Regions from separate parts of the Homo sapiens genome. Here region 2 is linked to region 1. The links are chromatin loops, found by intact Hi-C in ENCODE. Cell type or tissue: mammary epithelial cell. All regions are shown on one strand.

What was found. A loop is a pair of places that touch in the nucleus more often than their neighbours do. Peaks named below come from ENCODE experiments on the same cell type or tissue, not always from the same donor. Only the 100,000 strongest peaks of a DNase experiment are listed, where the experiment ranks them.
Region 2: a loop joins it to region 1, with 2.8 times the contacts of the local background. A loop is called at or near these places in 1 of 110 quality-filtered maps.

Annotation. Positions count from the first base shown.
Region 1 is chr2:170,309,715-170,313,714 of GRCh38, reverse strand. All of the region lies in intron 7 of MYO3B (myosin IIIB), which reads right to left. Among named protein-coding and RNA genes, the nearest start is that of MYO3B-AS1, 39 kb to the left of the region's middle. In mammary epithelial cell, no CTCF peak of the experiment used is centred here; a DNase peak (open chromatin) is centred at 2,364.
Region 2 is chr2:170,121,581-170,125,580 of GRCh38, reverse strand. No RefSeq gene overlaps it. Among named protein-coding and RNA genes, the nearest start is that of MYO3B, 55 kb to the left of the region's middle. In mammary epithelial cell, a CTCF peak has its summit at 1,803; a DNase peak (open chromatin) is centred at 2,160; H3K27ac peaks cover 1,919 bases.

The sequences.
Region 1 (4,000 bases):
GAGGAAGAGAGGCCCTGTCAGAAGAGGGGGAAACAATACTAAATGAATTCAGGATATTCTCAAAGGAGCATTTTGAAGAGATCATGCTTGCTGACATTAAAACTGATTCTAGGGTCCAGGTGGCTGGCTGCATATCTGAATAATGTAGGTCCCTTTCAGGAACATTTTGAGTGTTCAAGTGCAGAGATGCTATCACTGGATCAGAGAGCAGCAAGATTAGACATAGACCAAGGCTGGCCCTGAAGATGGGCTCAGCTGTAGGTTTTTCCCTCTCTTCATCTGGAATCATTTTTCTAAGGTTAACCCCAACCCCTAACCTTTATTTATTTATTTTTTTTAGTATGTATATGGGGAGCTTTCATGTACTTACTGAGCACTATGTTTGGCACTTGGCCATACATGTTATCTACATGCCTCACATAATCCATATTACTCCCCTTCAAGGGAAAGGTCATAACCCTTATTTTACAGAGGGGGAAAACGAAGTTGAGAAAGGTGAAATAACTATCTCAAGGATGTTAAGTATTAAGGTGAACAACCCAGGCAGGCCAACTTCAAAGTGCCAAACAGTGCAATATTTTATTTCTTATTACAGTCAAAAAAATCACAAATTTAGAAAGCAGGAATGCCAATTACTGGGAGTAGAAGAAGGGGCAATGCTAATGCATTTATTACATTTGTCTAAAACAGATACCCAGTTGTCTAGGTCCTTCAATTCCATAATGGTTAAGAAAATAAAACACCATGATTATATCACAAATGAAATATAAATAGTTCCTCTATGTGTAACTTAGAAACATTTGCAGGTATGTAGGTGAAAATCAGCACTCCATAGAAGGCACCAAGAAACTCATCAGCTTTAAGTGTAACCAGAATTCAAACAATAATTGTAGGGAAACATGCCCCCAAAATTGTACGTAGGTGTGATTTCCCTGGATACCAAACGGAAGTGATTTCAACTGGCCTCTAACCCTCAGTGAATGTGGTTAGAACAGTGGTCTGCAGAGCTACCAAGCAAAATAATCAGAAAAGTGTCCCTTATCCTTAGCTAATTGCAAAATAAACATTTCTATTCCTTCCCACCAGCCTTCCACGCAGGATTCACTTTGATGGCATTTGCCTCTTGGTTCAGATCAAACTTAGATCACAATTTAAGAACTGGTTTATTAACACCACCAGCAAGTCCTTTGTCAATGGGGTCAGAACCCTTGCCTAGGCAATGACATGACATCTACTCACATTTAGTCAGGGATTTCTTTGTTCAGCAATACACTAAATAGGCACAGTCATCCCCTACTAAAAGCCAGGAGCTGTACTAAATATTAGGGGAGCCATTCTCACACTCAGTGCTCATAGATAAGTAAATGGACCATTAAGTAAACGCTGTCTGGATGAGTCAGAGAAGGATGCTCATGTCACATTTCAGCTCCCTTCTATCAATTTACCCTGTCCCAGACCAGTCTTAAAGTAGTCATATCATGAAATCACAACAAACCTGAACTGTAGTCTAGACACATTTGTGACTGTGAGAAAAGATGAAACCTTGAAGAAACGTGCATCTTAGGACACTTGGTTCTGTGAGTGGTAGAAGAGGTTGTGCAAAGAAATAAGACATAGTCAGGAGCAAATAAAAAGTTACCCCGTGCGAAAAGCAATATTGAAAAATAAGAAAAGAGCACTCACACTTTCTTATTTCAACACCTACTACAAAGCAACAGCAATCAAAGTAGTGTGATTACCGGCATAAGAAGCGACGTACAGATCAATGGGATAGAATGGAGGGTCCAGAAATAAACCCATATATTTGATTGATTTTCGACAATGTTGCCAAGACCATTCAATGGAGAAAGAATAGTCTCTTTAACAAACGGTGCCGGGAAAACTGCATATACAGACACAAAAGACGAAGTTGGACCCACACATTACAACAAATGTAAAATTAACTCAAAATGGATCAACAACCTAAATATAAGAAATAAAACCATAAAACTCTTAGAAGAACGCATAGAGGTAAATCTTCATGACCTTGGACTTGGCAATGGATTCTTAGGTATGACACACCAAAAGCACAAGCAACAAAAGAAAAAAAAACTGGATGTCATCACAATTTAAAGCTTTTATGTTTCAAAGGACATCACCAAGAAAGTAAAAAGACAACCCACAAAACAGGAAAAAATATTTGTAAATCATATATCTGATAAGGATCTAGTATCCAGAATATATTAGAAAAAATCTTAAAACTCAGCAACACAAACAGTTAAATTTTTAAGTGGCCAAAAAACATGAATAGACATTCTTCAAAGTAGGTATACAAATAGCCAAGAAGCACATGAAAACATGTTAAAACACCATTAGTCATCAGAGAAATGCAAATCAAAACCACCAGGAGTATCGCTTTACACCCACTAGGATGGCTATAAAATGGAAAACAAAAAGTGTTGGAGCAAATGTGGAGAAATCTGAACTCCCATACATTGCTGGTAGGGATGTAAAATGGTGCAGTTACTGTAGAAAATGGTTTGGTGGTGGTTCTTCAAAAGGCTAAAACACAGAATCGCCCAGCATTTCCACTCCCAGATATATAGTGAAAAGAACTGAAAACAGGTATTCAAACAAGCATACACACATGCATGTTCACAGTAACACTATTCACAATAGACAAAAGGTGGAAACAGCCCCGTAAACCAAAAATAAAATTCTAAGGCCCCGCAACCATCTGAATGGACTTCCTCCTCAGTCAGGGCTCTTTTAAAATTTAACCTGAGAGACTGTTTCAGGCCATGATGGGAAGTGGGGGGTCTAACATGCATCATTATACATCTCTGGCGTTAACATTAACACAGACTTTAAGTCTGATAAATAAGAACTTGGGTCTCCACAATCCTTTATCTTAACCCAGACATTCCTTTCTGTTAATCCCAGGTCTTTAGACATATTCAACCAGAAAATGTTTAAATTTACCTATAGCCTGGAACCATCCCCCACCTTCAAGTTGTACTGCCTTTCTGGACCAAACCAATGTATTTCTTTTTTTTTTTTTTTTTTTTTTGAGATGGAGTCTTGCTCTTGTCGCCCAGGCTGGAGTGCAGTAGCACAATCTTGGCTCACTCCAACCTCCATCTCCAGGTTCAAGCGAGATTCTCCTGCCTCAGCCTCCCAAGTAGCTGGGATTACAGGTGCCCACCAACATGCCCAGCTAATTTTTTGTATTTTTAGTAGAGATGAGGTTTTGCCACGATGGCCAGGCTGGTCTCAAACTCCTGACCTCGGGTGATCCGCCCGCCTCGGTCTCGCAAAGTGCTGGGATCACAGGCATGAGCCACTGCGCACAGCCCAGTGTATTTCTTAAATGTATTTGATTGATGTCTTATGCCTCCCTAAAATGTATAAAACTAAGCTGCACCCCAGTCACCTTGAGCACAGATTCTCAGGACTTCCTGAGGGCACTGTCACGGGCAATCATCACTCATGTTTGGCTCAGAATAAATCTCTTCAAATATTTTACAGAGTTTGACGCTTTTCGTCGAGAGCTCAAATGTTCATCAATGGATGAATGGATACACAAATTGTGTTTATAAATCAATGGAATATTATTCAGTCATAGCTCAGTCAGGATATAAGTACTGATCCATGCTACAATGTGCATAAGCCTTGAAAACATTATGCTAAGTGAAAAAATCCAAATACAAACGGCCATACATTGTATAATTCCGCTTATATAAGATATCCAGAATAGGTAGAGGCATAGAGACAGAATGCAGATTGATAGTTACCAGGGTCTGGGAGAAATAGGGAATGGGGAGCAACTGCTTAATGAGTACACTGTTTCCTTTTGGGGTGATGAAAATGTTTTGGAACTAAACAGAGGTGTTGGTTGCACAACATGGTGAATGTACTAAACGTCACTAAATTGTTTACTTTAAAATGGTTAATTTTATACTATGTCAATTTCACCTCAAAAAAGAAAATCCAAAAACTTCAAATTAAAAAAAAAAGATGT
Region 2 (4,000 bases), 190 kb after region 1:
CCATGGTTTTTTCTAGAGCTAACTACTTCCCACCACAGAGACTATACATTTCTGAGTATTCTACCTAATGCTTTGAGAATTCTGATGGTTTCCAATATGGCTGGTAGAAAGAAATACTATTCTTGGCCCTGTACAAACACTAGATATCCTTTTGGGTGATTCTTTCTTTGGCCCTGTGTAGTTTTCTCATACACATGCACTGATTAGTACTCTGCCAATACACAAGGGCAGCCCTCTGCAGATCTCTGGAATTCCTTCTCTGTGGAGCTCTTTCCTCCCCAGCAGTCCATCTATGAACTCTAGCTGCTTTGGACTTCACAGACTCTCAGTTCAGCCTGTTCAATTCAAGGAGTACACCAGGTTCCATTTGGAATTTTCTTCTTTGCTCTACAGCCTGGAAATGCTCAATAAAGTAAGAGTAATTATAAGATTTATTTTATTTGTTTCTTATTTCTTTGTGATCACTGTCCTTTGTAACTTGATAACCACTGTCTTGAAAAATCACTGGATTATATATTCTTTTCACTTTTTTGGATGTTGTTTTTGGCTGTTTCAGGTAAGATGTAAACGTGGTCTGTTATTCCATCTTAACCAAAAGTGGAAACCTCTATTAGCAATTTCAAATTTATAATGTGTTATGATTTCTATTCCCATTCTTAATATTCACTTTTCTACTTAATTTTCATTTGTAATTTTGTGTTCTTTTTCTTAAAGAAGGCCCTCAACCTTGGGTCCTTTACTCAAGCTCTTGAGATGAACCACCTGGTTAGAATTCTGTCTCCACCACTTGGTAGCTTGTGACCATGAGGAGCCTCAGTACCTCAGTTTCTTCATCTATAAAATCAGAATGATAATAGGAATTACCTCATGATGTTGAACGTCAAGTGAACTATTACATCTAAACTACTTAGAAAAAAACCTGGAACATAGAAACCATTCAAGAATAGTAACTGACATTTACTATTCTTGAGCATCATTAATGTATAGGTGGTACTATAAATTATGGGATCATTTACAGAGAGTGTGAAGGCTTAGGATGGAACCCCACATACATGATGAGAGCAGAGTGTAGACCACAGAGAAAATAGAGCAATGACCAGAAAGCAGGAACAAGAATAATATGGTGTCCTGGAAAACAAAGTAGGCAAACATCCAAAGGAGAGGTTAAACATCAGAATGAGGACTTAAAAATGACCCCTGAATTAGGCAATAAAACAGTCATGACTGATGCTGTGAAATGGGGGTATAAACAGGCTACATCACATATGTTAATGAGTATTAATTGAGATAATTCATGCTAATTCCTTAGCACAGGACTTGGGACATACGAAGTGTTAAAAATATAAGATATCTTAATTGTTATTGTTAAATATGTTTGCCTTTTGTGTCACTGGGCCCAGCCCTTGTCTTACCATAGTATATCAATATTAGGGCAGATACAGAGTCTCTTCTGGTCCCACTGTCTCTATTTGCTTTGTCTCACCACCCATACCCCAAGGTATGACACTAGAAATCCTTCTGTCAAGCAAACACAAGCACGTTCATGCATGCACACATACACACACACCGCATACTACACACATGCGACACACACACATCAAAGTCTGTCCTGCAGGATCCTTTTTTTTTTCCAAGGGCAGTCATTTCCCCCTACTCTGACACTCCCAGTCTATCTTATTAAAATAGTATAGATGTCATGAACAACTACTACTTCCTGTGGATTCAAAGGCCAAGGCCAATCCTGGGTCACATGGCCGCATTCTTTCCGTGCTAGGAGAGATACTTGGGCCCCTCTGGCTTCTGTAGGGAGAAGTACAGCCCATCTTTCCACCAGGATTTCTTCCAAGTAACAAGGGAGATTCTTGGCAGCCAAAGACTAGTGGCTGCTGTACCCTACAGCCACCCAGTTCCAGGGGTTTAGGATGTAACCAACCAAATCAAAAATAAAAATTTTGACAGCCTTGGAATTTAGACAAAACACCTTGAGTTATATTTCCAAATTCTCTTTTTAATTTGGGGAGGCACCAAATCCATTTGGTCACTTGTTTATATGCCTGTATAGATTCCAGGTGAAACATTTGGTCCTTGTGGTTCTGATTCACTGCTGTGTGAATCATATTAATGCTATTTGCATTAATAGCAAGGAAGGTCTATGTTGAGCCCCAAATTACCCCTTTCAAGATGGGAAGTATAATTTGTACCAAGAGTCAACTGATTAAAACCCCAAACACACCTGTGTTCACACTGAAAACCTGCTACCCAGGCTTGTTTGAACTTCATGCTGTGAGTCATTCTAGATGACTAAGTCTCCAAGTACTTGAAAATTCAATCATGTATACACAAAACTTAAAAATTTTAGTGACTTAAGACAAAAATCTTTCTAAACAAATACATTTCAACTTCCTTAAAGTGAACATAATTTTACCTCCTCTTAGAGACTTGGGGTCATCACTGAAAATATCAATAAGTGGCCCAGTCTAGATTAGGTGTAAGAGTCTAAGGGTTATTTAACCCCACACTAAATGGGCCCAGGCTGTTGGTTTTGAGTTCTGGGGACTATTTCAGTTTTTCTGTCTCCCCTCTTGTTGGCACTTGTCATTTCCTGCTGTTATCAGTTTATCTGTCTGTAGTAGCTTCTCCCACATTTAATTATTTGCTGCTTTTTATATTTAAGAGCTTAGAAAACTTATTAGAATTATGTGTAAAGTTAGTGTAAATGGGTTCCAAATGGAGATTTTACATGTGAATAAATTAAAGTTACTCTGAGGCTTTTTCTGAAAATAGGTTGGGTATAAATAAATAAAACAAGTGAAACATTTTGTGACATCGATTTTGGCCTCTTTGGTGATTTGCTGGCTTGTTTTGTCATTCCTGGCCATGTCCTACACTGGTGGGCAGTAGGAACCTCACAAGGGGACTAGGCTTCAGGTGTGCTTCACTCGCTCCAAAACGTCATGGGTATCAGCTGGGTTGGAAATGGAACCAGTCACTTGGATTAGCAATTCTTGAAATACCTCAGGGAAAGACTTGCCAATGACTGTGGCAGGAGGCAGAAGAGCCAGGGGAGGAGGGGGAGGGAGGGGCAGAAGAAGGCACCCTCACAATTTCCTTACTCCTTATAGAGAATTACTAAAAGAATGAGGACTTCCCCATCCCTGAGGGAACTCTGGTCCATAAGTTTGGCTGTGAGTGGGGTCCCTGCCCTCCAGGAGACGTCGGGCTACGAGACACCACACTTCCATCCTGCAGAAATGGCTTCCAGACAGGGCTTCTTCCTCTGCTGCCTCTCCCTGCAGTGCACCATCTAGTCACTGGATTTTTCTGTACCAGGAGAAACCCCCAGCCCAACATTTCAGTATCATCTTGGGGCGCATTTTCAATGGGTGAGTGAGGTGCCAACCATTTAATTCCTTATACAGCAGAAATCTCAACTGTCCCCAGAAGCCTGCACACTGGCTCAGGAAGAGCCCTGCTGCTCCTGTTCCCCCAAAGTCTCCTGGCGTAAGACTGCAGAGGCACCCAACCATTCCTTGCACTGGGACATTGCTCAGGCAAATGGCCCTCCTCAGGCTGTGAGGGGCCCTCTGGGGAGACAGGTGCTCTTGTCCTGGAACACACACTCACATCCTAATCCTCTGTCCCCAGGTAGGCTGGCCTGTGAGCTTCTTTCCAGCCTTTTACAGCCTCTGGGCATTTCACACTTACCTGACCTATTTTTACAAGCTCAAGACAGAGGGCATAGAAAAGTGTGGAATCACTCTGGGGTCTGTGGTGTGCTGGTTCTAAAGCTCAATGTCAAAGTGAAATTCCACCTTTTAGTGGATTCTAATGAATGTCAGCTCATGTTTCTTTATTTTTCTTTTCCTAGAGTGAAAGGAAAGAAAGGTTTTTTTCTTTCAGAAGAGTCTAGATTCTATATTTACAAAGATCTTAAGGGCTATATATTTCCTCAATGACAGGAAAAGTAAAGATTTTCCCTATTCACCCTATGAGGACAGAA